Linked DNA regions of Homo sapiens: regions 1, 2, 3 and 5 are each linked to region 4. Evidence: chromatin loops called from intact Hi-C (ENCODE). Cell type or tissue: CD4-positive, alpha-beta T cell. All regions are shown on one strand. Region 1 overlaps TSNAXIP1 (translin associated factor X interacting protein 1). Region 2 holds the start of NRN1L (neuritin 1 like). Region 3 overlaps DUS2 (dihydrouridine synthase 2). Region 4 overlaps NFATC3 (nuclear factor of activated T cells 3). Region 5 overlaps NFATC3 (nuclear factor of activated T cells 3).

Evidence for each region. Peaks named below come from ENCODE experiments on the same cell type or tissue, not always from the same donor. Only the 100,000 strongest peaks of a DNase experiment are listed, where the experiment ranks them.
Region 1: it touches region 4 in a loop (18-fold over the local background); 25 of 110 quality-filtered maps call a loop at or near these places.
Region 2: it touches region 4 in a loop (10-fold over the local background); 14 of 110 quality-filtered maps call a loop at or near these places.
Region 3: a loop joins it to region 4, with 8 times the contacts of the local background. A loop is called at or near these places in 9 of 110 quality-filtered maps.
Region 5: a loop joins it to region 4, with 2.3 times the contacts of the local background. A loop is called at or near these places in 4 of 110 quality-filtered maps.

The regions. Positions count from the first base shown.
Region 1 is chr16:67,814,386-67,818,385 of GRCh38, forward strand. TSNAXIP1 (translin associated factor X interacting protein 1) reads left to right here. Exons shown (of 16, transcript NM_001288990.3): 2 at 1-16. Among named protein-coding and RNA genes, the nearest start is that of TSNAXIP1, 9.5 kb to the left of the region's middle. RefSeq lists a silencer at 2,733-2,915. In CD4-positive, alpha-beta T cell, CTCF peaks have their summits at 2,334 (motif pointing right) and 2,539; a DNase peak (open chromatin) is centred at 2,366.
Region 2 is chr16:67,882,205-67,886,204 of GRCh38, forward strand. EDC4 (enhancer of mRNA decapping 4) reads left to right here. Exons shown (of 29, transcript NM_014329.5): 24 at 8-123; 25 at 225-390; 26 at 475-661; 27 at 754-973; 28 at 1,364-1,527; 29 at 1,752-2,295. The coding sequence ends at 1,944. NRN1L (neuritin 1 like) reads left to right here and starts at 2,681. Exons shown (of 3, transcript NM_198443.2): 1 at 2,681-2,778; 2 at 3,518-3,650; 3 at 3,770-4,000. The coding sequence starts at 2,700. RefSeq lists enhancers at 1,773-1,952, 2,258-2,767, 2,768-3,275. In CD4-positive, alpha-beta T cell, CTCF peaks have their summits at 1,698 (motif pointing right) and 1,900; a DNase peak (open chromatin) is centred at 1,717.
Region 3 is chr16:68,039,056-68,043,055 of GRCh38, forward strand. The region is part of intron 3 of DUS2 (dihydrouridine synthase 2); the gene reads left to right. Among named protein-coding and RNA genes, the nearest start is that of DUS2, 18 kb to the left of the region's middle. In CD4-positive, alpha-beta T cell, CTCF peaks have their summits at 1,686 (motif pointing left) and 1,897; a DNase peak (open chromatin) is centred at 1,686.
Region 4 is chr16:68,227,914-68,231,913 of GRCh38, forward strand. NFATC3 (nuclear factor of activated T cells 3) reads left to right here. Exons shown (of 10, transcript NM_173165.3): 10 at 1-1,346. It overlaps ESRP2 (epithelial splicing regulatory protein 2), which reads right to left. Exons shown (of 15, transcript NM_024939.3): 10 at 3,889-4,000; 11 at 3,569-3,781; 12 at 3,265-3,463; 13 at 2,928-3,114; 14 at 2,476-2,641; 15 at 1,120-2,402. The coding sequence ends at 2,313. Among named protein-coding and RNA genes, the nearest start is that of MIR6773, 3.6 kb to the right of the region's middle. In CD4-positive, alpha-beta T cell, CTCF peaks have their summits at 1,659 (motif pointing left) and 1,862; a DNase peak (open chromatin) is centred at 1,648; H3K27ac peaks cover 1,281 bases.
Region 5 is chr16:68,175,202-68,179,201 of GRCh38, forward strand. The region is part of intron 6 of NFATC3 (nuclear factor of activated T cells 3); the gene reads left to right. Among named protein-coding and RNA genes, the nearest start is that of MIR6773, 56 kb to the right of the region's middle. In CD4-positive, alpha-beta T cell, no CTCF peak of the experiment used is centred here; no DNase peak of the experiment used is centred here.

The DNA of each region.
Region 1 (4,000 bases), 410 kb before region 4:
GAAACGAAGGACGCTGGTTAGTGACAATGTTGTTTTGGAACCCCAAATGTCAGCCCCCAGACCCTATCCGTCTCCCTTCCTGCAACCCAAGAGTACCACCCACCTGAAACATGCCCACCTGAAACATGCCCACCAGAGTGGCTTCTTCTCAGTTAGAGAGTGTGGCTCAGAGAGGCCAGGCCCACCAGGCTTTGGGGAGAAGGGTGTACACTGGCTGCCTGCTCCTTATCTGAAAAGCCTTCCCGGATCTCCCTAGGCAGAGAGAGAACTCGCCTCTGCCCACAGACATCCCTCCCCAGCAGCTCAGCATTCTGCAGCGGCCCTTACCTCTCATCCCTCCCGCCAACACACCAGGCACTGTGCTACCTGCTGGGACGGTCACACCAGATCTGCCAAGGTCCTTCATGGCTGTGACTGTATCTTTCTATCTTTATGGCCCTAGAATCTAACAGGCTACCTGAATGTCTGCCAAATGTTGATAGCTCCATAATTGCTGAGTAGGTGTGTGAAGGCAGGAGGAAAGAGATGCGTCTCTACCATGTTCACTCCGGATCTCTCCGCCATTCCTCTTTTTTAAAGTTTGTATATAAAAATGAATGCTGTACCAAAGGTATCAGAAGAGAAATGAAATTTAAATTAAAAAAAAAAAGAGCCGGGCGCAGTGACTCATGCCTATAATCCCAGTACTCTGGGAGGCCGAGGCAGGCGGATCACCTGAAGTAAGGAGTTTGACCAGCTTGGCCAACATGGCGAAACCCCATATCTACTAAAAATATAAAAATTAGCCATGCATGGTGGTGCATCTGTAGTCCCAGCTACTCAGGAGGCTGAGGCACGAGAATTGCTTTAACCTGGGACGTGGAGGTTGCAGTGAGCCGAGATCACACCACTGCACTCCAGCCTGGACAACAGAGCAAGACTACATCTCAAAAAAAAAAAAAAAAAAAAAAAGAATGCCATCTTTTTTTTTGAGACAGGCTTTTGCCTGTCAGGGTGCAGTGGTGCAGTGGTGCAGTTATGGCTCGCTGCAGTCTCAAATGCCAGGGCTCAAGTGATCCTCCCACCTCACCCTCCCAAGTAGCTGGAACTATAGGCACATGCCACCATACCCAGCTAATTTTTTTGGCAGGGGGGGACAGAGTTTTGCTCTGACACTCTGGCTGGAGTGCAGTGGCACAAACACAGCTCACTGCAGACTCCACCTCCCATGCTGAACCAATCCTCCCACTCAGCCTCCTGAGTAGCTGAGACTACAGGAGTGCGCCACCACACCTGGCTATTTTTTGCATTTTTTGTAGAGGCAGAGTCTAACTACGTTGCCCAAGCTGGTCTTGAACTCCTGGGCTCAAGCTATCCTCCTTCCTTGGCCTCCCAAAGCACTAGGATTACAGGTGTGAGCCACCACACTGAGCTCAATACTGTTTTTTTTTTTGAGATGGGGTCTTGCTCTGTCACCCAGGAAGGAGCACAGTGGCGCGATCTCGGCTCACTGCAACCTCCGCCTCCTGGGTTCAAGTGATTATCCTACCTCAGCCTCCTGAGTAGCTGGGATTACAGGTGCACACCACCATGCCCGGCTAATTTTTTTTTTTTTTTTTTTTTTGAGACGGAATCTCGCTGTCGCCCAGGCTGGAGTGCAGTGACGCAATCTCGGCTCACTGCAAGCTCCACCTCCCAGGTTCACCCCATTCTCCTGCCTCAGCCGCCCCAGTAGCTGGGACAGACGCCCGCCAACACACCTGGCTAATTTTTTTTGTATTTTTAGTAGAGATGGGGTTTTACCGTGTTGGCCAGGATGGTCTCGATCTCCTGCCCTCGTGATCCGCCCGCCTCGGCCTCCCAAAGTGCTGGGATTACAGGCGTGAGCCACTGTACCTGGCCCCAATGCTGTCTTATTAAGTACTTTTGGGCTCTTGTTGATATGATCATAGGATTGTTATTAATCAGCAAATAGCCATTGTCCAAATCTCATAAAGGAAAAAACACATTTGAGTAAACTTACAACTCTGGCTCACAGTGGAACAGCATGGGCTGTATGGTGGTTTTCCTTCTGTGACCCTGACCCTCGTGGGGAATTTGGAAACACATGGGCCACACACTTTGTGGGGCTGGGGACTCCCAACACCCCTGCGGGAGTGACTCCAGGGAGGAGAAAGGAGGGGTCAGTATGGATTATTCGCAGAGACCAAGCGCAGCCCAAAAACCTGATGACTAGGGGAGAGCTCTGAGGCTCCCGGGCACCCTTCTCAGCTGCCACCTTCTGTGGGCCAGGCTTTTTCATTCTTTCTTTTGCGCGGCATCAACCACCAGGGGGCAGTGTTCCCTCCCGCCGTCCCTCCGGGGCCGCCTTCCCGTTTTTACCTACAGGGGGAAGCAGAGAGCACGGAGCGCCCGGGAGCACTGCGTTCCAGCCACCCGGGCGGAGATCCCTCAGCTGTTAATAACCTAGCCGAGACCCGGCCCTGGCAGCTGGTTCTCCAGCTTCCACTCGCCTCTGCAAGCAAAGGAGGGTAGCCACATTTTCTCCCGGTAGAAACAGTAGACAGAACACGAGGACTGGTCTTTTTTTTTTTTTTTAATATTAATTAATTTATTTTTTGAGACGGAGCCTCGCTCCTCGCCCAGGCTGGAGCGCAGTGGCACAGTCTTGGCTCACTGCAACCTCCACCTCCCAGGTTCAAGCGATTCTCCTGCCTCAGCCTCCCTAGTAGCTGGGACTACAGGCACGTGTCACCACACCTGGCTAATTTTTTGCGGTTTTTTTTTTGTTTTTTGTTTTTTTGAAACAGAGTCTTGCTTTGTCGCCCAGGCTGGAGTGCAGTGGCGCGATCTCGGCTCACTGCAAGTTCCGCCTCCCGGGTTCACGCCATTCTCCTGCCACAGTCTCCTGAGTAGCTGGGACTACAGGCGCCCGCCACCGCGCCCGGCTATTTTTTTTTTTTTTTTGTATTTTTAGTAGAGACGGGGTTTCACCGTGGTCTCGATCTCCTAACCTCGTGATCCACCCGCCTCGGCCTCCCAAAGTGCTGGGATTACAGGCGTGAGCCACCGCGCCCGGCCATTTTTTGCGTTTTTAGTAGAGACGAGGGTTTCACCGTGTTAGCCAGGATGGTCTCCGTCTCCTGACCTCGTGATTTGCCCGCCTTGGCCTCCCAAAGTGCTGGGATTACAAGCGTAAGCCACCGCGCCCGGCCAAGGACTGGTCTTTTACAAGTCTGAAAAACGGCCGGGCGCGGTGGCTCACGCCTGTAATCCCAGCACTTTGGGAGGCCGAAGTGGGTGGATCACCTGAGGTCAGGGGTTCAAGACCACCCTGGGCAACATGGTGAAACTCCGTTTCTACTAAAAATACAAAATTTGCCGGGTGTGGTGGTGCGTGCCTGCAGTCTCTTCGGGAGGCTGAGGCAGGAGAATTGCTTGAACTTGGGAGGTGGAGGTTGCAGTGAGCCAAGATAGTGCCACTGCGCTCCAGCCTGGGCAACAGAGTGAGGCTCCGTCTCAAAATAAATGAATAAATAAAAACAAATAATAAAAAATAGTCTGGGCCGGGCGCAGTGGCTCACACCTGTAATCCCAGCATTTTGGGAGGCTGAGGTGGGCAGATCACTAGGTCAGGAGTTCAAGACCAGCCTGGCCAACATGGTGAAACCCCATCTCTACTAAAAATACAAAAATTAGCTGGGCGTGGTGGCATGCGCCTGTAATTCCGGCTACTCGGGAGGCTGAGGCAGGACAATCACTTGAACCCAGGAGGTGGAGGCTGCAGTGAGCAGAGATTGTGCCACTGCACCCCAGCCTGGGCGACAGAGCGAGACTCAGTCTCAAAAAAATAAATAAATAAAATTCTGAAAAACAAGGCTGGCTCACACCTGTAATCCTAACACTTTGGGAGGCCAAAGAAGGAAGACTGCTTGAGACCAGGAGTTTGAGACCAGCCTGGCAACACAGGGAGATTTCATCTCTACAAAAAAGATTTTTTAAATTAACCAGGAATGGTGGT
Region 2 (4,000 bases), 350 kb before region 4:
CTCCCAGGTGTCTCAAGGAGTCTGGAGCCTATGGCAGGCCAACTGAGCAACTCAGTGGCTACCAAGCTCACAGCTGTGGAGGGCAGCATGAAAGAGAACATCTCCAAGCTGCTCAAGTCCAAGGTGCTATAGGGCCCAAGATGTGGGTGGAGGTGGTGGTTCCTGGGCCTAGTCAGGCCAGGCTGGGCTCAGGCTTTCAACTTGGCCCCTCCCTCTAACCCCAGAACTTGACTGATGCCATCGCCCGAGCAGCTGCAGACACATTACAAGGGCCGATGCAGGCTGCCTACCGGGAAGCCTTCCAGAGTGTGGTGCTGCCGGCCTTTGAGAAGAGCTGCCAGGCCATGTTCCAGCAAATCAATGATAGCTTCCGGCTGGGGACACAGGAATGTGAGTGGGGTCATATGGCCCAAGGTGGGAGGGGTTATCCTCTTTCCTACTGTTCCTCTTATAGTCCCTGTGGTCACCCCTCAGACTTGCAGCAGCTAGAAAGCCACATGAAGAGCCGGAAGGCACGGGAACAGGAGGCCAGGGAGCCTGTGCTAGCCCAGCTGCGGGGCCTGGTCAGCACACTGCAGAGTGCCACTGAGCAGATGGCAGCCACCGTGGCCGGCAGTGTTCGTGCTGAGGTGCAGCACCAGCTGCATGTGGCTGTGGGCAGGTGTGTGGGCAGAGTACTGGGCAAGGTGGTGGGCTTGAGAAAGGCCAGACTAGGCTCCCTGTCCACTTCACCTCACTCACTTCCCTTTGCAGCCTGCAGGAGTCCATTTTAGCACAGGTACAGCGCATCGTTAAGGGTGAGGTGAGTGTGGCGCTCAAGGAGCAGCAGGCCGCCGTCACCTCCAGCATCATGCAGGCCATGCGCTCAGCTGCTGGCACACCTGTCCCCTCTGCCCACCTTGACTGCCAGGCCCAGCAAGCCCATATCCTGCAGCTGCTGCAGCAGGGCCACCTCAATCAGGCCTTCCAGCAGGTACGATAGGCATTAGGCCCTGCTAAGGGTCACGTGTCTCTTGACAAGGCCCACATACCATACATTCTACTCCACCCACCACCTTTGCACCTTCTGGCCCCAGCAGACTGTTCTTGGTTCCCTTTGGCCTCCAGGCCATTGTCCCTGCTGCTTCCTCTTCCTGGACCCCTTTCTTCCCACCTAGCCCACCTTGCTTTACAACTACCCTTCTCAGGAACCCATTTCCCAATCCCCTAGGGTAACTACACAGCCCTACAGGCTCTCTCTGAGTCCCTCTGGAGCTCTCACTAGCCCACCCTGTGGTCATCCTCCCCCAGGCCACACAGTTCAGACAAGCAGACATTCCATCCTGATATTTGCTATAAACACTGCTGCTTTTTTCTCCTCCAGGCGCTGACAGCTGCTGACCTGAACCTGGTGCTGTATGTGTGTGAAACTGTGGACCCAGCCCAGGTTTTTGGGCAGCCACCCTGCCCGCTCTCCCAGCCTGTGCTCCTTTCCCTCATCCAGCAGCTGGCATCTGACCTTGGCACTCGAACTGACCTCAAGCTCAGGTAAGTGGGGACAGCCAGGGATGGGGAGATGAGCTGGGGAGTGGGGCAGTGGGAGGGAGCAGTTTGAAGCTGACGCCCACTTCTGCCTGAATCCTCTCCCTAATTTTCTCCACCAGTCCTTTCTGCCTTCACCCAGAGGGTTCCCTCTGGGCCTCGGTGCCACCAGGGGGCGCTCCCGTCTGCTGGCACCCACCTGTAGCCTGTCCTTTCCCCCCCATCCCCAGCTACCTGGAAGAGGCCGTGATGCACCTGGACCACAGTGACCCCATCACTCGGGACCACATGGGCTCCGTTATGGCCCAGGTGCGCCAAAAGCTTTTTCAGTTCCTGCAGGCTGAGCCACACAACTCACTTGGCAAAGCAGCTCGGCGTCTCAGCCTCATGCTGCATGGCCTCGTGACCCCCAGCCTCCCTTAGCTGCTAAGCCTGCCTTGCCCAGGGGTGGGATGGCACTGAAGGCCAGCAGACAGGCCTAGGCTGGGGCAGGGTCACGGCTGGCCTTTACCTGCTCAGGCCCCCATCTCTGGGGTGTTTGGGGGTCAGGGAGCAGGGAGCACTGGCCGTGGTCTACAGCGTGTGGTAGTCAGAAGGTTTAGCTGGGCCCAGGGCAGGTATTGCGCCTGCTTGGGTTCTGCCATGCCTGGAGCATGACCCTGAGATCGTGACACCACTTGAGTGGAATTTTCCATGTTCCTTTTTACCTCTAATTTGGATCTTTTTGTTTTTGAAAAACATTGAGAAATTCAATTAAATGCTTTTGGAATAAAATGGAGTATGTGTGTGCTTTTGGTTTGTCTTTGGTGTGACTCTCATAACTGCCGTCTGTTCGTTCTCTGCCCATCTCTTGCCCGTGGAGCTCTGTCGAGGCCAACCCAGCCAAGGGGCCGGGTTACCCACTCATCTGCTCCAACTGCCTTCCCAGATCTCCCTTCTCCCTCCTTCTATGGAGTGAGGGTCCAGGGGCCTGCCCAGCACCAGCCTGTGCTCCTGCGAATTTCTGCTCTCTGAGGTCTCCTCGCTCCTTTTCCCATCTGGGTGTTGGAGGCGGAGCCGCCGGCTGGGTTCGGAGCCCCACCCCCAGCTCCCATCCAATCACCGTCCCTCCCTCCGGGGGCTGGGCGGACGGGCTGCACTCCAAGCAGCTAGCTCCTGCACTAGGCTCTCAGCCAGGGATGATGCGCTGCTGCCGCCGCCGCTGCTGCTGCCGGCAACCACCCCATGCCCTGAGGCCGTTGCTGTTGCTGCCCCTCGGTGAGTGCGGGCATCCGGGGCCCGGGCCACACCCCCTTCTCGCCCAGCCAAGCCAGGCTGGGCATAGGGTGTGTGGGAACGCTGGGTGCCAGGGTGGAGAAGAGTTGTAAGGGCTCCAGGAAGGTGTGCTGGTGACTTCAGGACAGAAAGTGAGAGGCACAAACAGCCCCAGTTATGGGAGAAGGACTCCAAAATTTGCATCCCCTCTTATGATAAAGGGAGACATGCCAATGGCAGGACTTATAGACCAGTCGTAGGATCCCTAAGTCCTCTCTGAGGGTCTGGCCTGGATCCCAATACCTCTGCATCCTGCCTTGTCTCTCCAAAAATATTTATCTTTAGAGAGAGTTCGGAGGGCCAAGCAAAGCTTGTCTAAACCGCAGAGAGATGCACCTGCTCCTGGTCCGGGGCCTCTGGACCTCCCTCCCCTCCACCCTGTCCTGACTCCTTTACATGGACCCTTGTCACCCCACCTGCGGCCCCAGAAGCTCAAAGGAAGAGCTGACCTGGGGTACACAACACCCCCTTCCCCTGTACAAATCCCAGTCTGGGTCCTACCTTGAAGGGGGCCTGGGTAGGTAATCCCCAGACTTGCCCTTTAGTTCCCTGGGGCACCCTTTTTCCGCTGAGTCACATCCCCAGAGTGCTCCCAGGTAAACAAGCCCCTGGGGGCTGGGGGATGAGCCTGGCTCATCCTATCTACCATTCCTTCCCCACCCCACCCCCGCCCCACTTCTAGTCCTTTTACCTCCCCTGGCAGCAGCTGCAGCGGGCCCAAACCGATGTGACACCATATACCAGGGCTTCGCCGAGTGTCTCATCCGCTTGGGGGACAGCATGGGCCGCGGAGGCGAGCTGGAGACCATCTGCAGGTACCGGCGGGTGTGAGGCAGTGGCCCAACCTGTGCCACCATTGGGGACTGAACCTTTTATTTCCCAAGCTAAAGTCTCCTTGCCTCACCTAATCCCCCTAATCCCACTCCCTTAACAGGTCTTGGAATGACTTCCATGCCTGTGCCTCTCAGGTCCTGTCAGGCTGTCCGGAGGAGGCAGCTGCAGTGTGGGAATCACTACAGCAAGAAGCTCGCCAGGCCCCCCGTCCGAATAACTTGCACACTCTGTGCGGTGCCCCGGTGCATGTTCGGGAGCGCGGCACAGGCTCCGAAACCAACCAGGAGACGCTGCGGGCTACAGCGCCTGCACTCCCCATGGCCCCTGCGCC
Region 3 (4,000 bases), 190 kb before region 4:
AATGTACAAAAGAAAAAGAAAACCACTATATAGAGAGAATGGAAGACTTAAGAGGAGATTGGCGGAAAACAAACCCTTATGTACTGGGTATGTGTGTTGGCGCATAGGAATTAATGACAGAAGAGGTAAAAGAATGAGAAAAATAGGCAAATTAAAAAGAGTGTAGTGTCAGGGAAGGCAAAAGTCAGGTTTGTTAACCATGTCAGGTAATGCAGAGAAATCCAGCTGCAAAAAGACCAAGCAGGTATTTGACTTGAAAATTAGGCTGGGCAGAGTGGCTCATGCCTGTGGGGGGCTAGGCAGGAGGATCGCTTGAGCCCAGGTATTCAAAACCAGCCTTGGCAACATAGCGAGACCCTGTTTCTATTTTTTTTTTTCCTTGAGACAGAGTCTCGCTCTGTCGCCCAGGCTGGAGTGCAGTGGCGCGATCTTGGCTCACTGCAAGCTCTGCCTCCCAGGTTCACACCATTCTTCTGCCTCAGCCTCCCGAGTAGCTGGGACTACAGGCGTCCGCCACCACGCCTGGCTAATTTCTTTTTGTATTTTTAGTAGAGACGGGGTTTCACTGTGTTAGCCAGGATGGTCTCGATCTCCTGACCTCATGATCCTCACGTCTCCGCCTTCCAAAGTGCTGGGATTACAGGTGTGAGCCACCGTGCCTGGCCCCCTGTTTCTTGAAAAAAAGCAAGGAAGGGAGGAAGGAAGGAAGGAGGGAGGGAGGGAAAAGAAAATTAGACCCCTGGAGGACAGCTCTAGCACATAGACATGAACACTCACGGAGTTAATGGCTTGAGGAATGAATAGCAGATGAGGGAATAGAAATAGGGCTGCCAACTACCCCTTCAGTTAAGGGAGGTACAGGCAGGTAGCCTGAGGTGGAGGAAGCAGGGTGAAGGGAGTTGTTTCTAGATGACTTGCATGTTTGTAGTATAAGAGGAAGGAAGGCATTAGAAGGAGGCCTGAAGATTCATTTGGGGGATTTGGCGTGATGGGTAAGGTCAGGGCTTGAAGAGGACAGGAATCTTTTTTTTTCTTTTTTTTTTTTTAAGACAGTGTCTCACTCTGCCTTCCGAGGCTGGAGTGCAGTGGCACAGTCTTGGCTCACTGCAACCTCTGCTTCCCAGGTTCAAGTGATTCTCCCAACTCAGCCTCCTGAGTAGCTGGGATCACAGGTGCCCGCCTCCATGTCCAGCTAATTTTTGTATTTAGTAGAGATGGGGTTTTGCCATGTTGGCCAGGCTGGTCTTGAACCCTTGACCTCAGGTAATCCACCTGCCTTGGCCTCCCAAAGTGCTGGGATTATAGGTGTGAGACACTGCACCCGGCCTTAGGATTGTTTTCAAGCCCTTTGGAAGTTTAGGGCCCACGATTTATGTGATTACTTCAGTATGTGACCCTCCTAATTGGGCAAGACTTGGTTTTCCTAGTAAATGTGCCCATTCCTTTCTTCCAGGGTCCTGCTCCTGTATGGAGCAGAGGAAATATGAATTAAAATCTGTTAGCATTGTTTGATGTGCTCTTCCCTGAGAGAGTCAGTATAACTTACAAATAAACAAAGGGGTATCTACCTAGGCAGAGACCTAAGCCTTCCACCCAGATCTGCCACCTATGGAGAGCAGACAGGCAGGCAGGTCAACCTAGGTTGTGTAGGTGGCTGGGACTGGGCCCCCGGGCATGGCTGAGTGTGGTGTCAGCGCCCCCTGGTGGATCCATGGTTGTTTTGCCAGTGAGCTTTGGAGTACCAGTTGCGTGGATGTTCTTACTGGGGGTGGCGGGGGGGAGTTGATGTGAGGTGGCCCATCTGTGGGATTAGATAATCAAATGACCTCACCCAGCTCACAGGACCTCGTGCATATCAAGCATGTAGGCACCTCCTTAAAAACCCCACAAAGTCGCCGAGCGTGGTGGCTCACGCCTGCAATCCCAGCACTTTGGGAGGCCAAGACAGGTGGATCACCTGAGGTCAGGAGTTCAAGACCAGCCTGAACAACATGGTGAAACCCCATCTCTACAAAAATACAAAAAATTAGCTGTACGCGGTGGTGCACACCTGTAGTCCCAGCTTCAGGCTGAGGCAGGAGAAACGCCTGAACCTGGGAGGCAGAGGTTGTAGTGAGCTGAGATTGTGCCACTGCACTCCAGCCTGGGCGACAGAACAAAACAAAACAAAACACAACCCACAAAGTCCTCAGCCTCTGGAGGATGAGCCAGTCTGTAAAAGGCAAGAGAGCCGTAGTCTTCCCACATCAGGGTCTGTCAGGAATTTTTGAGGAGTGATGACAGTTTTTGGGAGGTGCTGCAGAGGCCGCGTTCCTGTTTCTTTTTATAAGAATGGTGGGATTCTGGTGTTCCTGTCTGTGAAGAGACACTGACCTGTTAGACTTAAACTTCTTATTAAGTAGGATCAAGGGACAAGGCAATGTTCTTAAGAGACCCAGAGTCCTACAGCCCAGAGGCCCACAAATGATTGATTTAGGCCAAGCACAGTGGCTCATGCCTGTAATCCCAGCACTTTGGGAGGCCGAGGCAGGTGGATCACCTGAGGTCAGGAGTTCGAGACTAGCCTGGCCAGCATGGTGAAGCTCTGTCTCTACTAAAAATACAAATTTAGCTTAGCCTGGTGGTGCACACCTGTAATCCCAGCTACTTGGGAGGTTGAGACAAGAGAATCACTTGAACCCATGAGGCAGAGGTTGCAATGTGCCCAGTGCGCCATTGCACTCCAGCCTGGGTGACAAGAGCAAAACTCTGTGTCAAAAAAAAAAAAAAAAAAGAGAAATGAGTGATTTTTAAAAGTTTTTTTTTTCTTATTGTGACAAAAAACATACAAGATTTACTGTCTTAACCATTTGTAAGTGTACTGTTCAGTAGTGTTATGTATATTGACATTGTTGTGAAACAGACCTCCGGAACTTTTTCATCTTGTGAAACGGAAACCCTGCACCCATTAAACAGCAATTCCCCAGTTCCCCTTCTCCCAGCCACTGGTAACTACCATTCTACTTTCTATTTCTATGAATTTGACTACTTTAGATACCTTATATAAGTGGAATCATACAATATTTATTGTTTGTGACTGGCTTATTTCCCTTAGCATAATGTCATCAAGGCTTACCTATGTTATAGCATGTGACAAGATTTCCTTCTTTTTTAAGGCTGAATAATACTCTATTGTATGTATATATCACACTTGGTTTATCCATTCATCCGTTAATGGCCATTGGGTTGCTTCTATCTCTTTCAATTGTGAATAATGCTGCTGTGAACATGGGCGTGCAAATAATCTCTTTGAGACCCTGCTTTTAATTCTTTTGATTATATATCCGGAAGTGGGATTGCTAGATCATATGGTGGTTTTTAATTTTTTGAGGACCCTCCATTCTGTTTCCCATAACCATAATAGCTGCATCATTTTACAATCCCACTAACAGCACACAAAGCTTCCGGTTTCTCTACATCCTCAAAAATGCTTGTTTGATTGTTGTTTTTGAGACAGAGTCTTATCCTGTCACCCAGGCTGGAGTGCAGTGACCAGCCTGGAGCTCCTGGGCTCAAGGGATCCTCCTACTTCAGCCTCCTGAGTAGCTGGGACTACAGGCTTATGCCACCACACCTGGCTAATTTTATTTATTTATTTATTTTTATTTTTATTTTATTTTTATTTTTATTTTGAGACAGAGTCTCGCTCTATCGCCCAGACTGGAGTGCCATGGCGTGATCTCAGTTCACTGCAACCTGTGCTTCCTGGGTTCAAGCAATTCTTGTGCCTCAGCCTCCTGAGTAGCTGGGATTACAGGCATGCACCACTACACCTGGCTAATTTTTGTATTTTTGGTAGAGACGGGTTTTTCCATGTTGGCCAGACTGGTCTCGAACTCCTGGCCTCAGATGATCTGCCCGCCTCAGCCTCCCAAAGTGCTGGGATTACAGGCATGAGCCACCATGCCCAGCCACATCTGGCTAATTTTAAAATCTTTTGTAGAGACAGGATTTCGCTATG
Region 4 (4,000 bases):
CTTCCATTGATTCAGGAAGCAGATTTTTTGAGTGCCTATATGTGAGACAGTGTGCTGGTTGAAGGCCTGATGCTGTTATTCCAGGAGACTGCAGGCCCTTGATGCCAGGACTCTCTCTACTAAGGCCAGTTCAGGTCTGGGAAAGGGAGCTGGCCTATTGCCCACCACCTGTTGTCAGTAGGTTAGGAGCTGTTGACTCAGGATGAGGAAGTATGGTCTTTAAAAAAAACAAAATATATTTTAGATTTCTCCCCTAAAGTTAGTTAGAGAAAAAGGTCTATTCTTCAGCAGATCACTGTGGCCCCTCTTGGAGCTGGGTGTTTTCAAATTTTCTTGAAAAGTGAGTTGTGTCACAGAATGTGGATAGTGAGATTTGCTTCTGGGCCTGTGGTTGGACGCCCACAGCTTCCTTTGGAGGGGCAAGAAGTTGGCCTCTCGGTTGACATTCCAGAGAAATGGCCAGACTTGCCCCTACCCTTTTGCCCCTGGTGTAGCTGCCTCACATGAGGTTATTGCAAGAGTTCCCCTTGCAATACCCTTTGTGCCCTCAAGAATTAAAAGCCTCTATGATCCAGAGTTGCTATGCACCAAATTTTGATGCCTTCTAAATACCTTGATGCCTGTAGCACTAGAAATGCTTTCCTATTTAAAATAAACATTAAATTTTAAAATAGAGCTTTGTATACTATGTAAGCAGTTTTATATCAGCTTTGTAAAAGCTTTGGTGTTAAGAGTCAATATTTTTTGGCTTTGTAGATAAAGACTTAAATTTTTGTGCAACATAGTGGTGTTAAAGCACACATCCATTGGACTATGCAAATCAATTTCTACTAGCAGCACTGAGCAACTGGGCACGTGCTAGTACGCACCCCCTCCTACTCTAACTGTGCTAGCTCTTGGGTTGAGGAATGGAATGGGTAGCCTTCTGCTTACTGGAGATGCACAGAGAAACATGGCTGAAAACAGCTTTAAAAAGAACATGTCTTTGGGTTCATGTGTGGTGCTGCTGCCCGGGTGTAAACTATCCCCACCCAGGGCCAGCCATTATCACCAGACCTCTTCTGGGCCTGGCTGTGAAGCCCTGTTTTTGGTATTCAGAATGGATCTTTAAGGCTCAGATGGGCTCAAATTGAAACCTTGTGTTTTATAAAATGGATGTTTAGTAAAGGAACTGGTTCTCAGTTATGTTTACAGCACTTGGAATTGTGTGTTCTTGTACATTTTGTATTTTAAAACCTTTTATGGGAGTGCAGTGCTCCTTACACAAATACAAAGGGAAGAAGAGCCAGCAGTTGAGGCTCCTCAGTTTTAGTGCTGAAATAATAAACAGTGACAGGTCAACAGTATCCTTAATCTGTCTGAGTGTTCCTCCGCCTGGGGTTGGTGTGGAGCCCCTCACTTTGGGGCAAAGTTAAGGGTCCTGTGTCTTTTAAAAAGTCCATTTGGTCAATAACTTTTCATTTAAGGAAGAGAAGATCGAGTTCCAAATTGCTTCCGAGGCTTCAGTTCTGTACCATTTAATGCGTGCAAAGGACATTCCATGGTGTCTGCTGGGTTCAGGGCAACTGGCTTTCCCAAGGCATACAAGAAAAGTTGGCAGAAAGTCCTCCCCTTTAAAATTCAAGCCTGAAGGTTTTGTGTGGGGGCCTACTGCCCCCTAATGTCTTCTGGTGATACTGCAGCACAGTCCATCAAAATAGTTTGTGGTTTTGCCATCTGTTACTCCTTATGCCCACCTGGAGAGGGGCTAGCATCTTTAGGTGGGACCACCCCTGGCACAACATGGTCTCTGAGGTCCAGATACTCTGAGGGTAGGGGCTGGCTCTCTCTGCCTCCCTATCCCCTACAAGAGGGACAGGGAGAGGTAGAACATTGGGATCTTTACTCAGAGGCTCAGATGGACCCTTGATTCTCCCAGGAGTCATACATTGAAGGTACCAGAGCTTCCATTTTATAAAAGAAAGCAAGCCTGCCGTGGACCTGTCAGCCCCACGATATCTGTCGGCATGGGCCACAGCCAGGACAGACTTAAGGGCTCTCCAGGTGCCAGTCAAGATGCCTGGCTCAGGCCATCAGGAGCTGGTTAGCCCCATTCCACCCCCAGCCCTGCATGCAGGGTCCAGCCATTGTCTTTGGGGGAAACAGGCAGAATAAGTGGAGGATGGAGCTGGGGCTTGGGCTCCTCTAGGTACCTTCTGAGAGCTTTGACAAGCCAGAAAGAAGCTACCAGGTTGAGGGTGCTGGTCTTCTGGACTCAGGAGAGACATGTTCGCCGAGGATATCAGCTGGCTCTTACCTCCTGGCTTTCTCTCCTACAAACACACCCATTCCTTGGGGGCTTGTAACACAGTGCGAGGTGGGTCACCAACAGGCATCAGACTGGTGTAGTCATCAGCGGGTAGCTACAGAAGGGACACAGATTTAGGGCAGAGAGCTCAGCCAGACCCGCCAGGCCCTCCGGCCACACAATCTCACCTGGTAGGCCTGGAAGACGCTGAGCAGATCCTTCATACCAGCCGTGTATGGGACACCCTGCATGCGGACCAAGGCTCCTGACTGGGACAACACTGAGGTGGGAGCAGAGGCCAGGGCAGCAGTGGGTGTAGTGAGGTAGCCCACAGTGGTGGGGGAGACTGGGGGGCTAGGGTGGGAGAGACAAGGTTTAGTCATGCATGCCACCTGTGGCCTAGACCGAGACCTGTTTCCCTCCTCCCTTGTTTCTGCCTTGTGCTTAATTCAGTTCCTCCCTGAAGCCCCAGCCTCTACAGAGTCATTTTCGATCTGTTTTGTAGATGGCATTAGCCAGCTGCCACCTTACTCCCTTGTCATCTCAAGGGAGGAGTTATCTGGTCCAGAAAGGGGATCGTGACCTTTCCCCAGATTGGGACAGGGAGTGGGACTGTGATATTCTCTTAGCTGCAGGGTACCTTGGGTAGTAGGCTGTGTAGTTCAGGTAGAGTTGAGTGGCTGGCCCTGGATAGTAGGCAACAGGGGTGGGGGCAGCAGGCACCCTGGCAGCTGGGAGCAGTGCTGAAGAGGGGTATAGAGCTGCCGTCTCCGTGGGAATGAGCGTTGGGGTGGCTTGGAAGGTGGTGTAGGTAGGTGGTGAGAGGCCTAGAGACGGAAGTAGAAAGTGCATGTGCACGGAGCCCAGCACTGCCCTGGGTGGGGTAGCCAGAAAGGAGTCCCCGCTATAGAAGGTAGGGGCTTACAACAGCCTGGCTACCACAGGCCTCCTCCTCCCCTAGCCCCTAGGGCACTCACAGGGCAGCTTGCAGGGTGGAGGGGACATGCCACTGCGGCCCAAGGTGCCCCCCATCAGCACTCGGCTCATCTCCTCTGTGGAACAGGGGACCACCTCCACGTAGCGCTCCTTCATCACCTTCTTATGGCAACGCTGAGCAGCAGCTAGGGCTCGCTCTGCTGATGTCATCTGAATGAAGGCATCGCCCGATGGCCGGCCCTGTGCACACCATCTTGTGAGCAGTTTGTCATGTGTAAGAGTGCCTTACCCCTAACACACACCCCTTCCTATTTATGTGTTCCCCCTACCAAGCAGTGGCTTCACCTGCTGGTTGAGCACCATGTGTACACCGTGGGGCCGAATGTCAGCTGCTGCCTCCCCCAGAAAGCTCAGGATGTCTTCAATGGTGGCCGTGTAGGGCAGGCCTCGGAGGCGTACACAGTCCCTCCCAGTCCCAGGTGCCAGTGGGAAGGGGATGGGCAGCAGTGGGGCAGTCAGTGTAGGAAGGAGTGGGCCGGATGCATAGCGGTTCAAGACCTAGTAAGGAAGGCAGCAACAGGCTGGTCATGCCAAGTAGGGCAGGGACACAGAGGGCCGCCCTGGAGTAACAGTACATCTGGGGGTGGGGAGCCCTGGGCGCTCACCTGCTGCACTTCGGCTGCAGTGCTCCGGAAGAGTTCAATGTATCGCTTACCCAGCATGCCCTTGTGCCTGCGCAGTGCAGCCTGTGCCAGCTCCTCACAAGCAAAGAGGGCG
Region 5 (4,000 bases), 53 kb before region 4:
AAAATGTCCAGTATAGGCAATCCAGAAACCAAAAGTAGATTAGTGCTTACCAGTGGTTGGAGGAAGTTGTCAGTAGTGAGTGACTGCTGATGGGAACTGGGTTTCCTTTTGGAGTGATGGAAATCTTCTGGAATTAGATAGTGGTGATGGTTGTACTGCTCTGTGAATATCCCCCAACCCTCTGAGTAGTATACTTTAAAAGGATGGATTTTATAGTATGTGAATTATACCTCAATTATTTTTAAAGTAGAAGAATTCAGTGTTTATCAGGGTGTTTGATTTTATTCCTTCTTGTGCATATTTAAAACACTTTTACATCAGTTGTTTCCTCTCAGTTTTAAAAATGTTTAAAACTTATGAAAGACTTTTTTTTTTTGAGACAGTGACTTGTTCTGTTGGCTAGGCTGGAGTGCAATGGCACAATCTTGGCTCACTGCAACCTCCGCCTCCTAGGTTAAAGCGATTCTCCTGCCTCAGCCTCCCGAGTAGCTGGGATTACCGGCACACGCCACCACACCTGGCTAATTTTTGTATTTTTGGTAGACACGGGATTTTGCCACCTTGGCTAGGCTGGTTCTTAAACTCTTGACCTCAAGTGATCTGCCCACCTCAGCCTCCCAAAGTGCTAGGATCTACGCGCCAGTCATGAAAGACTGTTTTTATAAGAATAATATAATATAACAAATACTTAAACCTACTACCAAGTTTAAGAAATACATTTACCTTTGAAAGCCCCTGGGTCCCCCTTCTCAAATGGAACCATCATCTGAATTGACCCTTGCTTTTCTTTTTTTTGAGACGGAGCCTCGCTCTGTTACCCCGGCTGGAGTGCGGTGGCACTATCTCAGCTCACTGCAACCTCCACCTCCGTGTTCAAGCAATTCTCCTGCCTCAGCCTCCCGAGTAGCTGGGATTACAGGCGCCCACCACCATGCCCAGCTAAGTTTTGGATTTTTAGTAGAAATGGGGTTTCACCATATTGGCCAGGCTGGTCTCTAACTCCTGACCTCACGATCCACCCGTCTCGGCCTCCCAAAGTGCTGGAATTAGAGGCGTGAGCTACCGCACCCGGCTGTAACCCTTGCTTTTCAACCATATAAAACTATTTATAATTGCCAAAAAATGGAAACAACCTAAATGCTCAACATCTTTTTTTTTTTTTTCTGTTTTTGGACTTTGTACGATATTGCCTCTATTCTTTGAAAAATTGTATTTTCAGAGGTCTTAATGTTTTAAGACTGATCCATGTAACTGAAGACCTTTCACTACTATAAAGTTTTTCGTTGTATGAATGTACCACAATTTATTATCCTTTCTCTTACTGGATATTTCGATATTGTCCAGTTTTTGGCACTGCTGTACCTGGTAGGCATAGGCAAGAATATTAAAATTCTTAAATTTTTTTAATCCACTAGAGGTGAAATGGTATTTTGAAATTTGGGTTTGAATTTCCCTGATAGCTGTTGAGGTTGTTATGGACCATTAATATTTCATTTACTATGCAATAACTGTGTCTTTGCCTGTTTTCTCCATTGGATCATTTTTCATTTTCTTAGTGACTTAAGGAATTCTTTATATATTCCGGATATCAGAGTGATTTGGGGGAAGTGCTTCTTCTTTTTCCATTCATTAACAGTATCTGTTGAGTACTCTCATGTTCCCTTGCACATGTGACAGAGCTCACCTCCAAAACCTTCTGGACAGGGGACTGTCTTTGTGGGGAGCCATTAACTTGTGATATATTTCTATTTGTGGTTGTAGGACTAGTCAGATTTGTTTCTTCTTGAGTTTGTTCTGGTCATATATATTTTTCTTTCTTTCTTTTCTTTTCTTTTTTTTTTTTTTGTTTTTTTAATTTTGGGATGGAGTTTCGCTCTTGTTTCCCAGGCTGCATGCAATGCCGTGGTGTGGTCTTGGCTCACTGCAGCCTCTGCCTCCCGGGTTCAAGTGATTCTCCTGCCTCAGTCTCCCAAATAGCTGGGATTACAGGCACCTGCCTCCACGCCTGGCTAATTTTTGTATTTTTTTAAATAGAGATGGGGTTTCACCATGTTGGCCAGGCTGGTCTTGAACTCCTGATCTCAGGTGATCCGCCCGTCTTGGCCTCCCAAAGTCCTTGGATTACAGGCGTGAGCCTATGTGCCCGCCTGGTCATATATATTTTTCTAGGACTTTATTCCTTTCCCCTACATTTTCAAATCTATTGACATTAATTAACTCACAGTATTCTCTTTTTGCATCTGGAGTTATATCCCCCCACTCTTTTATTCCTGTTATTTATTTATGCCATTTCTGGATTTTTTACCAGTCTTTCCATAGTTCTTGGCTTTATCAAACCTTTCAGTGTGCCTTTCTGTTTCACTGATTTCTATATTTAACTTCTTTTTACTTTTTTTATTATGTTTTTTCTTAATTAAAATTTTAATGTTTTCATTCTTTTGTCTTTTTAAAACTTAAGTATTAAAGGCTATACGGTGCCCCCATCACCTCTCTTTTATAATTTCTCTATCTTTTTCTACTGGATCCTTCTTCTTGGAGTTTAATTATGTTTATGTCTTCTCATCCTAAATATTCCCTTTCTCTTAAATCTGTCATCCTCTTAAGCTTTTGTTTCATTTCTCTATCGCTTAGCATCCACCCTCTCAAAAAAGTAGTATCATATGCTTTCATTTCCTTACCTGCTACTCTTTAATCTTTTGTCTTTCACTTCATTGAAATCATAATCACCTAAAAATTTGACAGCCAGCTACTTACTCTCCTTCTTAACACTTTTCCCCCTTGGCTTTGTTGTTATCTGGTTCTCACACATCTTTATTCTTGTTTGTTTTTTTATACGAATTTTTCTGGCTCTTAAATATAGATGTTTTCTAAGGTTTTCTACTTATTTTTCTTCTCATTGTTTTCCTTCTTTTTGAGAAATTTTATTAGCTCCCAAATCTCTCTCTGTAGCAACATGTTTCTCTTAAACTTTAACCTGAAATTTAAAATACCCACTGGATATTGCTTCATAAATGTCTCACTGATACTTAAAATATGAAAACATATCTGACTTTACAAACTAGTTTTTCTCTCTGGGTTTCTTAACTTGATTAATAATATCAGCATCTTCTCTTTGAGCTGGAAGTATGTGGCTGTCTTATTCTCCTTTAAAATTAACTTCCCTTCAACCCTGACCCATACCCTGCCTGTCTTCAAAAAACATCAGTTCTGTTTCATAATTTATTAATTCATCAATTATTTATGTAGCAGTGCTATGTGATATAGACACTAGTCTAGGCATTGGGGACATAATGTTGAATACAACCTTCAGGTTGTGTGCTCTGATAGAGCTTACATTGTAGTGGGGGAAGCACCTATAAACAAATAAATGAACAAGATTATTCCAGATAAAATTGTATGAAGAGGGTATAGTGATAGAGACTGAATTGTGAACTGTTTGTATCAAGTCATCAAGAAAGGTCTTTCTGTAGGTGTCACATTTTAGGTGAATAAGGAGCAGGAGGAAGAGACGGTGTCTCAGAGCTGTCCCTTCCTTTCCACTGTAAAAATTCATCTGTGCATGAATACAATTAATAGGTATTATTGAATTCATTTATTTGGCCCAGAGCTTCACATTTAAGAGCTTTTGACTGAAGTTGAATCATGTTAAATGGTGGCAGTTACTGGTTTTAGAGGAGATTGCAGTTGTAAACATGTAACTCCCATTTTAAAAGCACCTTCAGTGATCCCCTTCATTTTCTAGGCTCCTTATTATGGCATTCAGGCCATAATCTGCTGCCAGTCTTTCCAACCCTCTTTCTTACTGCTCCTTGCCTCATACTTTATACAGCATCACAGCTGCTTGTTAAGTCTCTATATCTTAGGGGTTCATGTCATCTTGCCTGTGCTCATGCTGTCTCTTCTGTCTATAATTACCCTTTCCTCATATTATGAGTTCTGTCTCATGTTAAGTCTCAGTTCAAGAGCTCTTCCAGGAAGCCTTCCTTCTCTCACTACCCCT